Regions from separate parts of the Mus musculus genome. Here all the other regions are linked to region 1. A link is a contact called in ENCODE Hi-C or POLR2A ChIA-PET data. All regions are on one chromosome and are shown on one strand. Each heading gives the region's core, a stretch centred on a gene start or an enhancer-like site at or near the end of the contact. The rest is flanking DNA. Distances are from core to core; before and after follow the strand shown.

Region 1 (4,954 bases), core at 996-3,495:
CTAATATTTCCCTAAATCTTCAATTTAAACAATACTTGCCATTAAACAGAAAATAAAATGGCTTACTAAGGACATGAACAAGACTCAGTAATGGAGACAGCTTATCAGCTCATTTTTTATACAAACAACAAATAAAGCAATTGCAAACTCTGTTGAAAACCTGAAACCTAAGAGTCCGACACAGAGTTACACATTCAAAGAAATAGTACACAAAAATATCTTATGACCATTTATGGAAATACTGAGATTAGAAAAATACGCCTTTCCTCCTTAAAATCATCAATTTAAAACCTTGCTGTTGACAAAGGTTCAGCTAAACGCATTTGTCTTTCCGGAGTCGTGCTGTAACTGGGTCTACTGTTTCCTTCTAAAGAGGAAAGATTCTTACCAAAGTTGGATCTAAGTCTGGCCCTTATAAGCATTCAGATGCGCTTGGGCCCAAAGATCCTGCTATTCACAGAAAAGCGCAGACTCCGCTGAAAGGCGGAAGCCCCTGGCACAGTCTGTACAGCCTGAGGACTATTCCCAGCCTCAGTCTCAAGGCAGATTAGCCCCCACCCAAGAGCTCAGGCTTGCACAGACAAGCTACCCCTTGGCTCCGGGTAGATCGAGTCTCCCTAACGGGAAGGATCTGTCCACCCGGGGAACCACCTGCAGGCACTCGGCACACTCTAAGCCACCAGACCACCTAAACTAACAACGAATCCAGGCCACAGGGCGTAAAGGAGACTGCGATTCTGTTACTTGGCATTATCTGTAGGAATTGAAATATTTTCCATTCACTATTTTGAAATATGATCGTATTTACAGACCTTTTTGTTCCAAGGACCTCGGCTCCTTTCAAATGGCGCTATTTTAAAACCCCGGCCTTTCTACACTACCGATTCCTGGAATATCTGTCTGTAAGTTTCCAGCGCTGAGATCAATTTGCATTTCTGTAAATCACAGACAGCTTCTAAGAACTTAACAAGCCTCCTGAGAAACGCTGGTGGCTGGTATTTCATTGTTTCATAAATATTTTTATACGGGTGACACCATTCAACTTAAAATAAATCTTTAAAAAGGAAGACGATTAAGACCGAGGAAAATTAGTCTGGCTTTTATTTTCACGGGAAGAAGATAAGTGAAGTGTGAGCCCCACTTCTTAAAATGTAGCTTTGATTATTTTAAAAAATGCATTAAAAAAGAAAAAGGAAACTCCTAGAAGTTGAACTTTCTTTCAAACGGGCCTCTAGACTTTGAAAACAAGTGGTGCTTTCGCGAACAAAGGCTAAAAGTGTCCCCAGATTTTTTTTGGGGTCCTCCTGGGGATCGTATCTCCTCCAATAAACAAACAAATCCCCCAGTATTTCCTACCGAGGGGAAGTTTTCCAGGGAGAGTCTACTCCCGGGTTTGGTGGTAAGTGCGACTCAGTCTTTTTTGGACACAATGTTTCTGCTGACTCCTGAAAATTTTCCACTTGAATGTGCACTGGAGCGGCGGCGGCGGCGGCGGCAGCTCTGGAGAGGCGGCAAGAGCGAGAGAGCCCTCTTTCATCTCCCGGGAGGAGGAGCCCGGATCGGCGCGGACCCCGAAGGGGCCGGGCGCCGGGGGAGTCACCGGGCTGCAGGCTCTAAGCTGCGCGCCGAACGCTCTCCCACCCGCGATCGCGCCAAACTCGGCGCTTCCCAGGCAAGGAGCGAGGTGCGCGGGAGAGGGACGCTGGAGAGAGGGGCGCGCAGAAAGGCGAGCGGGGCCGCCTGTTGCCGCGCAGGGTTGCGGCCCAACTTGCAGGGCGGCGGGGCCGCTCCCCTCTTGGAGCCGCACACAAAGCGCCGATCGCGGTGACGCCTAGACAGCCCGCGCCCCCGAGTCCGCCCCGCGCGCAACTTACCACGGCAGCCCGAGCGGGCGCGGCAAACTTCGGGGCGCTGGGCCGCCGCCCCCGCGTTACTCCAGCCGGTACTCCCTGCGGTACTCCCGCGCCGGGCAGCCCCAACCCGGCCTCGCCGGCTCCCGGGACGGGCAGGGCGCGCCGGGGCAGCTGCCCGCGCTCCGGCGACGCTGCGCGCTGGGGGGTCAGCGCATGGCCTGCGCCCCGCCGCGGCCGCCCCGGGCCCGGGCCCCGGCGCGCGGACTCCCCGCGAGCTGGAAGCGAGTGTGCGAAGTGCTGGGGGGCGCCCGCGGCGGGCGGCGGGGCCGCGGAGGCTCGGCTCGGCTCGGGCGGCGCGGCGCGGCGCGAGCGATGCGAAGAATGTGCGGAATGAGGACAGGAATGAAATGAACGCCAGGACCGAACTCGCTCCGGAGGGGTGGGGCCTCGGTGACGTCATGCCGCCGGGTCCTGGATGGGGCGGGGCCTGCCGCCGCGGTGACGTCATGGTGTGGGGCGGGACGCGTGGGGCGGGACTTGGCGCCCACGGGGGAGCGAGCCGCGCGCGATGGCGGGGGCTCAGGGCTTTGTGCGGTCCGAGGCGGGGCGGCCGGATACTAGGAATGCCGGGTGTGCGCCCTCCGCCTGCTGTGCCTCAGTTTACCCCCTCCTGGTTTGCACAGGCAACGACGCTCCCAGGCTGGAAGGGAGGTTGCTCTTCAGGAAACTGAGGCCGGAGTGGGCGGCTTCCCCAGCCCGCCACTCCTCCTCTAGCCGTTTCGCTTTACCCAAGTTCGGGGTGCTCGCGCAAATTCTGGGCTTTGCGAACTCCGGGTTGGAGCGTCACGGAGTCCTCGCCCGCCTCCTGCCCTGTCTTTCTAGAAGTGAAGCTCACTCGTGCTGCGAGTTGAGTCTACAGAAATCCTGCACCCGGTTAAATAAAATAAATAAAGTCTTGCCTGGCTGCAAAAAGCAGCTTTGTGCCGTCCCTTTATGGAGAAAGTGAGAATCAATCATAAAAGGTTTGAACTCTTTTTGGAGTGGACGGCGCCTCAGTACTTGAGAAACTCCGGTAAAGTTAACGGAGGCTGGGACAGACATGCTGGCAGTTTGGGCCGGTAGCAGTCCGTAGTTTCCCAGAAAGGAGCCGGCCCTTCCCGCACCGGGACTTCCTTCTTTCAGCTCTGGCTTCAGAACAAACTAATGGCGCCTGTTTTGTGCCCGAGGATTCCTGGAGTGTGCATAACTCAGGAAAGCCAATGGGACTCACTGAGCGCGTTTGATCGGAAACAACGATTACCAGTGCGTTTTAAAGGCAGAAATATCTTTCTCTAATGCATTTTTAAAATTATACGTCAAGAGAATTGAAGACTCCCATGCCGTTGTAAAAAGTAATACAGAGACATTCTTTGTTCGCTTCACTCAGCTCTTCCCCACGCCTGTCAACCAAAATTATATCCCAGCCAGGGTATTAATTTTCGAGCAGATTTTCCAGATCAACTTGTACACATCACTGTGTATTTTTTTAATTCTATACATTCTATAATTTCTCACCTGTGTAGATGTCCACCGCAATCAGGTACAAATGTGTATTATTTCCAGTTACTATGCAGTAATGTGACAGGTTGACAGTAAGAACTTCACACACCCGAGCAGAGTATTAGAAAATACACGACGATTTTTCCCTTTAAAACTCTGGCAGGTGTATGTCTCTTTTCCAGATAGCCTTCCATTAACACCAGCGAATAAGACAGAGGGCAGAAAACGCCAGAAGCAGTTAAAAGCACTTGCTGCTCTGCAGAGGACCAGGCTCCTGTCAGGTTCCCCACATGGTCGCTTTCAACAGTCTGTAACTCCAGTTCCAGGAGCACCAGGCACAAACATGGTGTACACGTGCAGGTAAAACATTTGTAAACATAAATAAATAAGAGATTTTTATGTCTGGTAGCAGGGCGAGCCTACCAGTGGGTACATTTCTAAACCAGTATTTATCTTGCCCATGACAGGCCAGTTACCCTTCAGACTCCAGTTGCTCCTGACAATTTGGTGTTCTCTCATTTCTACTAAGCTAAGAATCCTTGGCCAAACTTCCAAAGCTAATCATGATATGCTATAACTCCTCGGCCTGTACGTTCTACAGCTTATTTCCATCAAAACACATATTCTTTGATATGTATGCTAAAAACCTTTTCTCCAAGGAAGCCTGTTCAGCTGGAGCCGGACACAGTAGCAATATAATCCCAGCATTCAGGAGGCTGAGGCAGGAGGATTGGTGAGAGTTTGAGGAAATCCTGAACTAAAGAATTGGATCCTCTCTGGAAGAGGAGAAGGGAGACAAAAAAAGAAAAGGGGGGGGGACTGGGGGGTGGGGACCTGATTAACTAGATGTCTCCTGCCCAGGACCCTGAAGCCACGTGGTCCAGGTATGCCATGTGTATTTGTTCTGTTAGTTCACAACCTATGTGTGCTTCTGGTGAGACTCGCCTGTATGAGACAGTGGTTAGGTCTCATTCAGCTAAGGTTATTCTGTCTAGGATCTGCTCAGAAATAGGAAATGCAGCATCATCTCTCTACCCATCTAGCTCATACCTTGTGTTCTCCTCATCTCCCTATTGGTCAAAACATTGGTCAGGACCTGTGAGTTTCCAGCTATCAGCAATTGAACCCATCTGAGGATGGAAACAGCAGCTGCCACCTGCTAAAATGATAGCAGTTTTCATGAGTCGAATTCATTCTTAGCCTCTAGCATTTTGCATTTACCGTCTCAATTAATCCCCACTGCACCTGTACATAGTAATTCTTATCCCAGTTTATACAGATGAGAAACAAGATGTAGGGACAAGCAGGGGATAGAAAATCCAGATTCTTTCTGTTTGTTTTGTTGTTTCATTGTTTTGTTTGGTTTTTCGAGACAGGGTTTTTCTGTGTAGCCCTGGCTGTCCTGGAACTCACTCTGTAGACCAGGCTGGCCTTGAACTCAGAAATCTGCCTGCCTCTGCCTCCCAAGTGCTGGGATTAAAGGCGTGCGCCACCACCGCCCGGCTCTTTCTGATTCATAGTTGATGCTTGTGTGTCTCACTCCTGAAAGAAATAGAAAGCAC
Region 2 (4,954 bases), core at 796-3,295, 250 kb after region 1:
ACTTAGTAGCCATCTTTGTTATTGGCTCAAGTATCAGCCTGACTGTCTCAGCACTGCAATGCCTGTAATACTAAGTACTATCTGTTGTTATTATTACCATTATTGTGTGTGCATGATGCATGTATGTGGGTATTCTGGCACAGGTCAGAGGTCAACTTTGTGGAGTCAGCTCTTTTCTTCTACCTTACATAGGATCTAAATCCCCAGTCTGGAGTGGCACGTGCCTTTACCCACTTAGCCATCTCAGCCATGTTAACCTCTTACTGTGCCTAACATACAGGTTAAACTTTACCATATACATGTCCAGGGAAAAGCACACTATATCAGGCTCAGAAGAGCTCATAGTATTGGCCATTCGATGAGCATCCTGGAGTCATTCTGTTAGAAATAAGGGGGGACTAGGTACAACAACCACTTGGGGGTGAGGTGATTTTTAGATTCATGCCACAATCTAGACAACAGACACTTAGCTCATGCACTGAGTTTGCTAATTAAACACCAAAGTGCTTTCCATACTTCAGGAGACTAAGAACATGAGACATTTCCTAGTTCATCACCTCAGACCTACTAAAGTAAACTCCTGAAATGATCTGGAGACTTGGGCTAGAAACACCGTGTCGGTAAAACACTTGCTTAACATCAGAGTCCCTAAGATCAACCCCCAGTACCACAGAAAAGAACAATCAATTAACACCAAGCTGGGCAGGCCTGTAATCCCAAATACTTTGGAAGCCGAGGCAGGAGGACCACAAAGTTCTGCCTGGGCTACACAAGACTAAGCACAAGGCTAAAGAGTCTCAAAAGAGAAAGAATAAGACCGCGGTGCTCACGCAGTAGACCTAAGGCCCTCTAAATCCAATCCCAGCCATGCCAAAGAGGAAAACATTTTAAACCCCTTTTTATTCACACACCTATCGCCACATTGATTTTTAGAATCATCACTGCATTTCCTACGCCCAAATGTGAGTTGTAAATTCTGCCTACGGGGGAAAAAGTACTTTCCACAGAAACTATTCTGGAAACAAAAAATGAGATTGCTGCAATTCACTGTGGTGGGAAAAAGAAATCTTTTCTTTTTCTTTAAATAAAACTTGGAATGGAATGTCCAGGTTCACAGCAGGGTCACAGTCCTTAGGTGTAGTGAGTTTATCTCACCATTCCTCAATCCCCCCCCCCCCAACTTCGGCACGTTCTTCTCTCAGTCAGTCAACTAACATTTTATACAGATCATCAAAGTCCACACAAGTCCAGGGAGCCCGCGAGAGATCCAAGGAGGCCATTGCAGCTGCAGCAAAAGACCTGAAGGCGCCCAGGAAACGACGGCGCAACAGACCAATGAAGGCTGAGAGCGGGGAATGACGGCGCCCGAGAAAACTTTCCAGCAGAAACTTGGCAAATGCCAGTCCTCGGGCGCGCAGAGGGCGGGGACAGCGGCCTAGGGGAGAGCACAGGGGACCGGCTGGGCCTGGGCTCTGGGACAACAGCCACCCAAAGCCTGGGCTCCGCCTGTGGACCAGAGATGACACCGACCCGGTTAGGGCTTTGGAGGCGACATGGGGACACTGAGAGGCGCGCCCAGGCACTGCCAGGGGGGTCTCCCACTTCCAGGCTCCCGATCCCTGCAGCGCCCACGGCCTCGGCTGTTCCTACCTTCTTTGGCTTTCTTCCTCCGGGCCAGCGTCCCTCCGAGTTTCCCCAAGAACGAGTCATCCTTCTTGCGGGACGGAGGCGACTTGGGAGTGGGTGATTTGGGGACCAAGGGCGACTTCTGTGGGGATGTGGCCATGGCGGCTGGACGCGGAGCTGGAGCTGGGCGGCCGCGGCGGGCGGCGGCGGGACTGAGGCTGCGGCTTTCCAAACGGAAGCGGAATTATTCCAGGCATTTGAGGCAGCTCGCTCGCCTTTCCCGTCCCTCGCTCCCTCCCTCGCGCCGCCCTCCGCCCTGCGAGGAGCTGCTGCGCCTGGGGCCCCCGTGCCCAGGGCTGCCCTGGCTACGAGGATGCCCTGGCTTGCCGCTTGCTGGGGGCTATAGACGCAGGGGCAAGTGCATGCTAGGGGGACGTGAGGTCTTATCTGGAGCTTGGAAGCCTTCACTTCTCTGCTTTGCATACACACACACACACACACACACACACACACACACACACACACACGCGTCAGAATCCGCAGGGAATCAGCCCTGTGACCCTATTTCCCAGCTGCTGCGGTCTCTTGCTCTACCTCCTGCATGGATGGGTTCCTATACTGTTAGTACTTTTGTCTCACAAAGAAGTCAAGGATCTAAAATGGGCTCTGGTCCCAACAGACTTCCCGTTCAACTTCTGCATGAATCTGCGGACTTCCACCTTCTCCTGTCCACACTCAAACAAAGCTGGAAGTCCACGACGGCAGACGCTCATCTATCTAGCCAAGAGCAATAGAATTAGTTCCAGACTCTCTTGACCTGACGCTGGAGTCACACCAGGCAGTTTTAAAGATTCATGCTGGAGATGTTTAGGAGTCCTGCGTACTTTTACTGTGCTTCTTCGTCCTAAGTTGTGGCTTGACCATCTCTTTCCCATTCTTTCAGGATACCTTGGTCATACACCAGCGGGAAGAGTTACATAACTGTTTCCACAGCTCTTTCCGTGATGGGGCATAAACAAATATCTATGTCTCCTTCCCAGAGCACCACCACCAAATTACCTTTTCCCTGAAATCAAGCTTGGGATCCAATGAGTTTATCAGACTTACAGAGCCTGGGGAAGGAGTCACCTACAGGAATGTGGGCGGGCCCCAAAGCAGCTGCACTACTGCAAATTTCTACCCCAGGGCGGATGACTTCCCCTAACTGTCTAAATGGAATCCCCTTCAGCTAATCTTCAACAGACTACTACTCTAACACCTCCAGTGACCACGTGGAATTAGGACAGAATGACCTAGTAGGGTTACAAGAGGGAGTGGCCAGAATTGAGATGAAAATTCAGTGACTGTCCCTGCTCCATCCTTCTATAAGGGAACATCAATAAACAGGGTCGGTCTCTAGGTCAGGAGTCGAGTGGGAAGGGAGGTCGCAAGTTCTCACATCTGCTTAGATGAAGATGGTGGCTGTCTTGCTCTGAGGAGGGCTTTCCACATGTACACTACACACACTGATGGAATCTGACTGAACCTCTGACTCAGAGGGAGCAAGATTTTGAACTGAGCTGGAGAAATCGGTCCAGCAGTTGGGCACTAGGTTGTGATCTAGTGCCCAGCTAGGCAGCAGTGTCTGTTCTCAGCCAGAGGCACGTGTTGATGAGTGACATGCATGTTGGTGATGAGAATGTGTGTCTTAACTTCCTTCCTATTGTTCTGATAAATCCCAGAACCGGAAGCAACCTAGAGAGGAGAGGGTTTATTTTACCTGTAAGGTAGCAGTCCATCACGGAGGGAAGTCAAGGCAGGAGTCTGGAGGCAGAAATCGGAAGCAGAGACCATGGAGAAATACTGCTTACTGCCTTGCCTCTCCTGGATTCCTCAGTTTGCTTTATTATACAACACAGGACCACCTGCCCAGGGGTGGCACCATGCATAGTGAGCTGGGCCCTTCCATAGCAATCATTAATCAAGAAGATGCCTCTCGGACTTGCCAATAGGCCAAGCTGATAGGGGGCATTTCTCAATTGTGGTCTCTTCTTCTCAGATGTCTCTAGCTTGTGCCTGGTAGACCAAAACTAAGCAACATAAAATACACTAGGAGGGACATGGGGATATAGGGCAGTATCTGGTGTGTGTGTGTGTTATGTGTCACGTGTGACACTCCAGGCATCCAGAAATGAATAAAGACATTTTCTCAAGAGGCCATGTGGGTCAGAGGTGCTTTGACACATCCATAATGCCAGCACTTGGAAGTGAAGACAGAAGGGGTTTAATGTCATAGTCAGCTATATACCTAGTGAGACTGTCTCAAAACAAGACCACATGATGGTCTCGACATGGAGAACTCATGAAATCTTGTATCCCTTTCCATTCCCACATGAAGTTCCTGCTAGGTCTGCTGTGCTTCCATTTGAGGAGTTACTGCTCCTACAGCCTTCTGGGAACTGTCTACCACTGTGTGGTCTAACCCATATGTGACAAGCAAAGTCTAACCAACATGATGACCCATGGGTCCCACTCAGAGCATGAGTTCACTTATGTCTGCTCAAGAGTTGCCATTTCACCTTTTCAAAACACAGCAATTTTCCTGGTGCCTCTTACCAAACAGAAGAGATCTTGTAGGGCTGAAGGGGTGGCTCAGTGGTTAAGAGCACTGACTGCTCTTCCAGAGTTCCTGAGTTCAATTCCCAGCAACCACATGGTGGCTCATAACCATCTATAATGGGATCCCATGCCCTTTTCTGAAGACAACTACAGTGTACTCATATACATTAAAAAATGAAATAAATGAATAAATATTCTTTTAAAAAAGAAGAGATGTTGTGTCTACTAACCTGGAATGATTTACACACACACACACACACACACACACACACACACACACACACACAGAGGCACAGGCACACACGCACACCCTCAAGAGATAGTGAGGCCACCGTGAAGTTGTGTTTTGATTATATCACTAACCCTTCTTGTCAAGGATCTCAGATATAAGAAGACATTTTCCAAAACTGCAGCACTATAAGCTCTGATTTTAGCATCAAGTCCATACAGTTCAAAAGCCTCTGACCCTCCATTTCTTTTCTTTTTTTTTCTTTTTTTGGGGGGGGGGTTCTTTTCTCTTTTTTGTTTTTTTTGTTTTGTTTTGTTTTGTTTTTGTTTTGTTTTTTGTTTGTTTGTTTGTTTTGTTTTGTTTTTCTGAGACAGGGTTTCTCTGTGTAGCCCTGGCTGTCCTGGAACTCACTCTGTAGATCAGGCTGGCCTCGAACTCAGAAATCTACCTGCCTCTGCCTCCCAAGTGCTGGGATTAAAGGCATGCGCCACCACTGCCCGG
Region 3 (4,954 bases), core at 831-3,330, 160 kb before region 1:
TAGTTTGTAACATCAGAGATGGAAATACAAAATTGGTATCTGTAGACTTCTTTGTACATTGTTAATTCATTAGCCTAGAGAACTAGAATCAGAGTGAGAACTTGAGCAAGCCCCGGGGTCGTTACATACATGTAGAGAGTACAGCACCTCTGGTTAAAAAGCAAGATCTAGAAAGTTCCTTTAGCCTTCCAACTGCTCAGCCAGTGCAGCTCAAAGCCAGCCACCATCAGCCACACATGCGAGCCAGCGAGCAAGCATGCTGTCCACTGCAGCGCGCATAGCCTATGCTCCTTCCTACCTAGTCATACGATGTCAGGCATCCTGGTTTGTATTTTTAATGTTGAAGGGTTGTGGGGGAGGGGTATCAGCATTCAGCACCAAGAACAGGCACTGTTTTGTTGTGGAACAAAACCACAAATGTAGTAAGTGGGTGGGGGAAGGATGCAAGAGAATAACAACAATAGGATCATAAACTAAGTTTTACTATGAATAAATAGTAAATAAAGACCTTCCCAAGGGGCTCTGAATTACCCCATTTCAGAGAAGTAAATGCCAGGCACACTAAACTGGAGCAGGAAAAGCAACTCGGAATTTAAAATGATCAGTGCCTTAATTTTTAAATTTGTATTTAGTTATTTCTTACTGTGGATGGTTCTTGGTTATAAATGGTGCCCCATATTTAAAAAAAAAAAAAAGCTCAACATGAAGCAGGCTTGATTATCTTATCTTCAAGACCATCGTTAGGTTTTGTCTTATTGTTTTGTTTTTGCCTGTGGCCATATCTGCAGATTTCTTTATTTCTCTCTTTTCTGTGTTTATTTTGTTTTTTGAGATAAGGTTTCTCTGTGTAACAGAGCCCTGGCTGTCCTAGACTGGCTCTGTGAACCAAGCTGGCCTGGAACTCATAGATATCCACCTGCCTCTGCCTCTTGAGTGCTGGGATTAAAGGCATGCACCACCATGCCAGCGCTCTCTTCTGTATTTTTGAGATGGTATCTCATTATAAATTTGTAGCCATGCTCCCTGCCTCTTTTCTTTTTTTTTTTTTTTTTTTTTTTTTTTTAAGATTTATTTATTTATTATATGTAAGTACACTGTAGTTGTCTTCAGATACACCAGAAGAGGGCACCAGATCTCATTACGGGTGGTTGTGAGCCACCATGTGGTTGCTGGGATTTGAACTTCAGACCTTCGGAAGAGCAGTCGGGTGCCCTTACCCACTGAGCCATCTCACCAGCCCCTCCCTGCCTCTTTTCTACGGGGATCACAGGTATAAGCCACAGTGTCTGGTTTAGCTTTCTCTACTAAGGAGACCCACTAAAAAAACAGCATATCAGACAATGTGGAAGACAATTTGTGTTGAAGGAGATACATATAAAAATGTATTTTCTCAAATTACTATTATTTATCTTATGTATATGTGTGTTTTGCTGGCAGAGGCCAGAAAATGGCATTGGATCCCCTGGAACTCAAGTTATAGACAATTGTGAGGTGCTATAAGGATTCTGAGAATTAAACCAGGGTTCTCTGGGCCATCTCTCCAGCCCTTTTTAAAAAAAAAAAAGATACATTAATTTTTTTTTTTAAAAATCCAAAACCATAAATTAGAATCAGTGCTAAATGTATTATAAAAGTCATTTCACAACAACTGGAGACAATTTCATCCTTTTCAGTTATTTTTATTTTATTTTATTTTTAAGGTTATACTAGACTATCCATTAGCTGATTCTCAAATTGCTACAGGACAGTTATTAGAAGATTTTTTTTTTCTTTTTCTTTTTCTTTTCTTCTTTTAATTGCATTTCTGTGCTGAAGTTATTGAGATCAGCTCTCTGCTGCGACTGCGATTGCGTTGTTACTGGGAAACTTGCACACACTCGCGCACACACAGAGTTTAACGTGAGGCCCGTACAAAAACAGAGAGATTAGACACAAAGAAATGTAAACAGCCCTCACATGCTAGGAAGCTAGGTTACAAGAATCCCAGCGCCAGGCATTCACCAGTCACCATGGAAAACAGGAAGTGAGGTGCATAGCAACCACGAGCCAAAAAGCAGAAAAGCGCATACCTTCAGCTTGGAATGAAAATCACGAGATTTCCTTCTGGCAAGAACCTGAATGTGACTAGACACCTGCAGGGTAGGGGAAGGGAGGAAAACAAAGGAAAAGCCTGTAACCATGGAGATGAAAAGCCCCCTACAACTGGGCAAGCCAGACGTACCTTAATGGCGGCTTGAATTTCTCGAACTTTCTTTCTTGCTAAGACCTGTATATGACTAGACACCTACATTTTTCGGGTTTATGCGGGGGAAACAAAACGAGAAAAAAAGAAAACAAAAAAAAACAAAAACAAAAACAAAAAAAGGAAATCAAATATAAAATCGCTATTCCTTGGGAGGGGTGGGGTAGGGGAGGTTATTTGCATCTCAACGAAGCTCTGCAGTTAGGAACATACAGTCCCAGCCAGACACCAAGCCCCCAGCACCTCTCTAAAGCTCTATGGACAGGGTCCTCGTGGCAGTGACTTGATTCAGAACTTTAGGCAGGCTCGTCTCCATGTTCCCACCCAGAGAGATGAGAGGTGGGTGCTGGGAAAAACCTTATTTGGAGAGCCATAAGAAGAGAGAGGAGGGATGCTTTCTTTATGAAATTTTTAAAAAGGCGGGGGTAGAGATAAATTAAAATATTTACAGCATCTCAGTATCGGGAGAGAAAGAAAATTCCCCTTCCTCAATTTAGAGAGGACTGTCCATAAATTAGCATGCTCTACAGAATCAAAGCTGAGGCTGTGAGCTGGATTCTGATCTCCTGGAGGACTCTAGATTCTGTGGCAAATGCTGAAATAATACCGGCACATAAATTAGATCTCAAAGAAAAATGGGACCCAGTTAGCAGAGCCTCCCCGCCCACCCCAACCCCTTAAAATGTCTTTAATCCTTCCACACTTTTGGGAATCGCCTGGGAGCCAAGTGGATCTGCATATTATTACAAAAAGAGATGTGTGAATACAACCAGCCAGCCAGTTAAAAATCTGGTCTGAAAAACCACTCAGCTTTGCTGAACAACACTAGAGTGGTGTCGCCAACTGTGGCCAACAGGCACCCCGAGGGTGATGCTGGGTGTGGAAAAACTGCCAGACAGGCCTCTAACACAGTGATTCCACTGGGCAAGCAAAACCGCATCGATTTCAGTGGGACTTGATTACATTTAGAAGATCCCCCCGTGAAGGGGTCACTGGGCAAGTGAGCAGAGCGTGCTGGCCAACAGGCCAGTTCAGCACTTGAGATGGAAGGAGAGCGCGGTGTCTGCATTGGGAGACTCTGAACCTTCCCATTACAAGTTCAGTGACTTGGGCTTTGTGGCAGTCACCTCATTTCTAACTCTCCAGTGACTCCAGATTATTAAAGATCTTTTGGTAGTCAAATGTCTTTTGAGTTTCGATAATTCCCTTTCTTCCCGTTTCCAGGGAAGCAGGGCTCCCCCATCCTCTTCGCTCCTTCATCTGGCTCCCGCTGTTACTCATTTGCACCCAGAGTCGCTTCTGATTCTCTGCCTTGATGAGGGCCATGGCTGGGTGCATCCCCAGCAGACAGTGCCTGCCTGCCTCTGTGCTGGCAGGAGGCCACCCCTTTCTGCTGACTTAGCAAGGGGCCAGCATGGGCAGCATTTCTGAGGGACAGCCCAGTCTACTGCTCCACACTCCAGAAAGGAAGCTTCCTCCCGACCCCCACCAGGGCACCCTAATAGCAGTGAACCTTGAAGAGACACGGGTGGATTGGCTACACTCAGGATTCAGTTATAGCCCCTTACTCCCTTTAATTATTCTGCCATGAGGTCTCTATATTACCCCAGTGGTCTTGAACACCAGGGCTCAAAAGATCCTGAGGCCTCAGACTCCCAAGTAGCTGGGACTAGAGGTACACTCCACCACATCTAGTCAGCTACACTGTGGTTCCACACAGGTTAACATCAAGAAATAACTGTTTTCCTGTCACAGACCTACCCATCACATGGGTAGTTTATTTTCATTTCCTTTTCTGTTCTTAGAGACTGATTTTCCACCCATTTCATTTGGGAACTTGGTCACATCAGAGATCTGGGCTGCTCTGTGTCCAGAAGACCCAGGGAAGGCAGAACCCTGGCCAGAGTCAGAAAAGAATTCCCATTCCTGTTCCGCAGCATATAAAACGTGTACCTGCTTTATAGTCACAGCAGAGGCTGACAAAAAGCCATTGCTAAAGAAGCCACAGTGCCCTGGAAGTGTATTCCTTGCTCAGTGTCACTTTTAGGCCATTGTTAAAGGCCACTGGCGTGACTTCATTGAAAGCGCGACAATTATATAATCGTTGCAGGATATTAAAATGCACAGAACCTCCGAATCTCTTGGCTTGCCAGGGTGAGCGCACCTGCAGCCTTCTGCAACTCTGGTAAATGTTAGGGAGGTGGGGGCAGGGGGAGACAGGACTGAACACACAGCAAGGGGGAAGTTCAGACACTGGCTTGGCAGGGAACTCTCCCATGTGTGTATGCAGTGCAGTAGCACATGCTTGGCCCACAGAGAAACCACTACACCATAGACTCCTTACAGGGCACTGGGACGAGGGCTCCTCGAGCCAAAGCACAGCAGCCAAGGCAGCCCAATGTCTCCGGGCCATTCGCTGACATGCAAACCTTGCAGGGGGGTACTGTACCTGCTTCCTGGTCCTTGTCTTTCCCGTCCTGAGTTTGATGTATCTGGCTATCAATTCATTTCTACCTGCAAGAAAAAAAGAATTTACAATAAGGTAGGCTACTTAAGAAGAAAGAAAGAAAGAAACAAAGCCCCTAAAAGCTAAGAAGAGAAACATATTCGAGAATTTTGAATGGCAGAGGCTGCAGAGATGGCTCAGTGGTTAAGAGTGCTGGCTGCTCCTCCAGAGGTTCTGAGTTCAGTTTCCAGAATGAACTCACATGG

The links. A loop is a pair of places that touch in the nucleus more often than their neighbours do. ChIA-PET counts read pairs that join two places held with the same protein, here RNA polymerase II (POLR2A).
Region 2: POLR2A ChIA-PET joins it to region 1 with 38 read pairs in Patski. The contact joins the promoter of Parva here to the promoter of Tead1 in region 1. POLR2A ChIA-PET finds 5 or more read pairs at or near these places in 2 of 5 experiments (Patski and embryonic stem cell).
Region 3: POLR2A ChIA-PET joins it to region 1 with 15 read pairs in embryonic stem cell. The contact joins the enhancer-like site here to the promoter of Tead1 in region 1. A Hi-C loop is called at or near these places in 1 of 37 maps with a recorded cell type or tissue (heart). POLR2A ChIA-PET finds 5 or more read pairs at or near these places in 4 of 5 experiments (Patski and embryonic stem cell).

Annotation. Positions count from the first base shown.
Region 1 is chr7:112,676,647-112,681,600 of GRCm38, reverse strand. Tead1 (TEA domain family member 1) reads right to left here and starts at 2,245. Exons shown (of 13, transcript NM_009346.4): 1 at 1,875-2,245.
Region 2 is chr7:112,424,797-112,429,750 of GRCm38, reverse strand. Parva (parvin, alpha) reads right to left here and starts at 2,045. Exons shown (of 13, transcript NM_020606.5): 1 at 1,651-2,045. The coding sequence starts at 1,786.
Region 3 is chr7:112,839,218-112,844,171 of GRCm38, reverse strand. It overlaps Tead1 (TEA domain family member 1), which reads right to left. Exons shown (of 13, transcript NM_009346.4): 3 at 4,692-4,756; 4 at 2,070-2,132. Among named protein-coding and RNA genes, the nearest start is that of Rassf10, 110 kb to the left of the region's middle. Within about 2 kb of position 2,080, at least 1 of the 3 ENCODE cell types and tissues checked has a DNase peak (open chromatin) inside an H3K27ac peak, as active enhancers do; it is heart, where a contact is called at or near this core.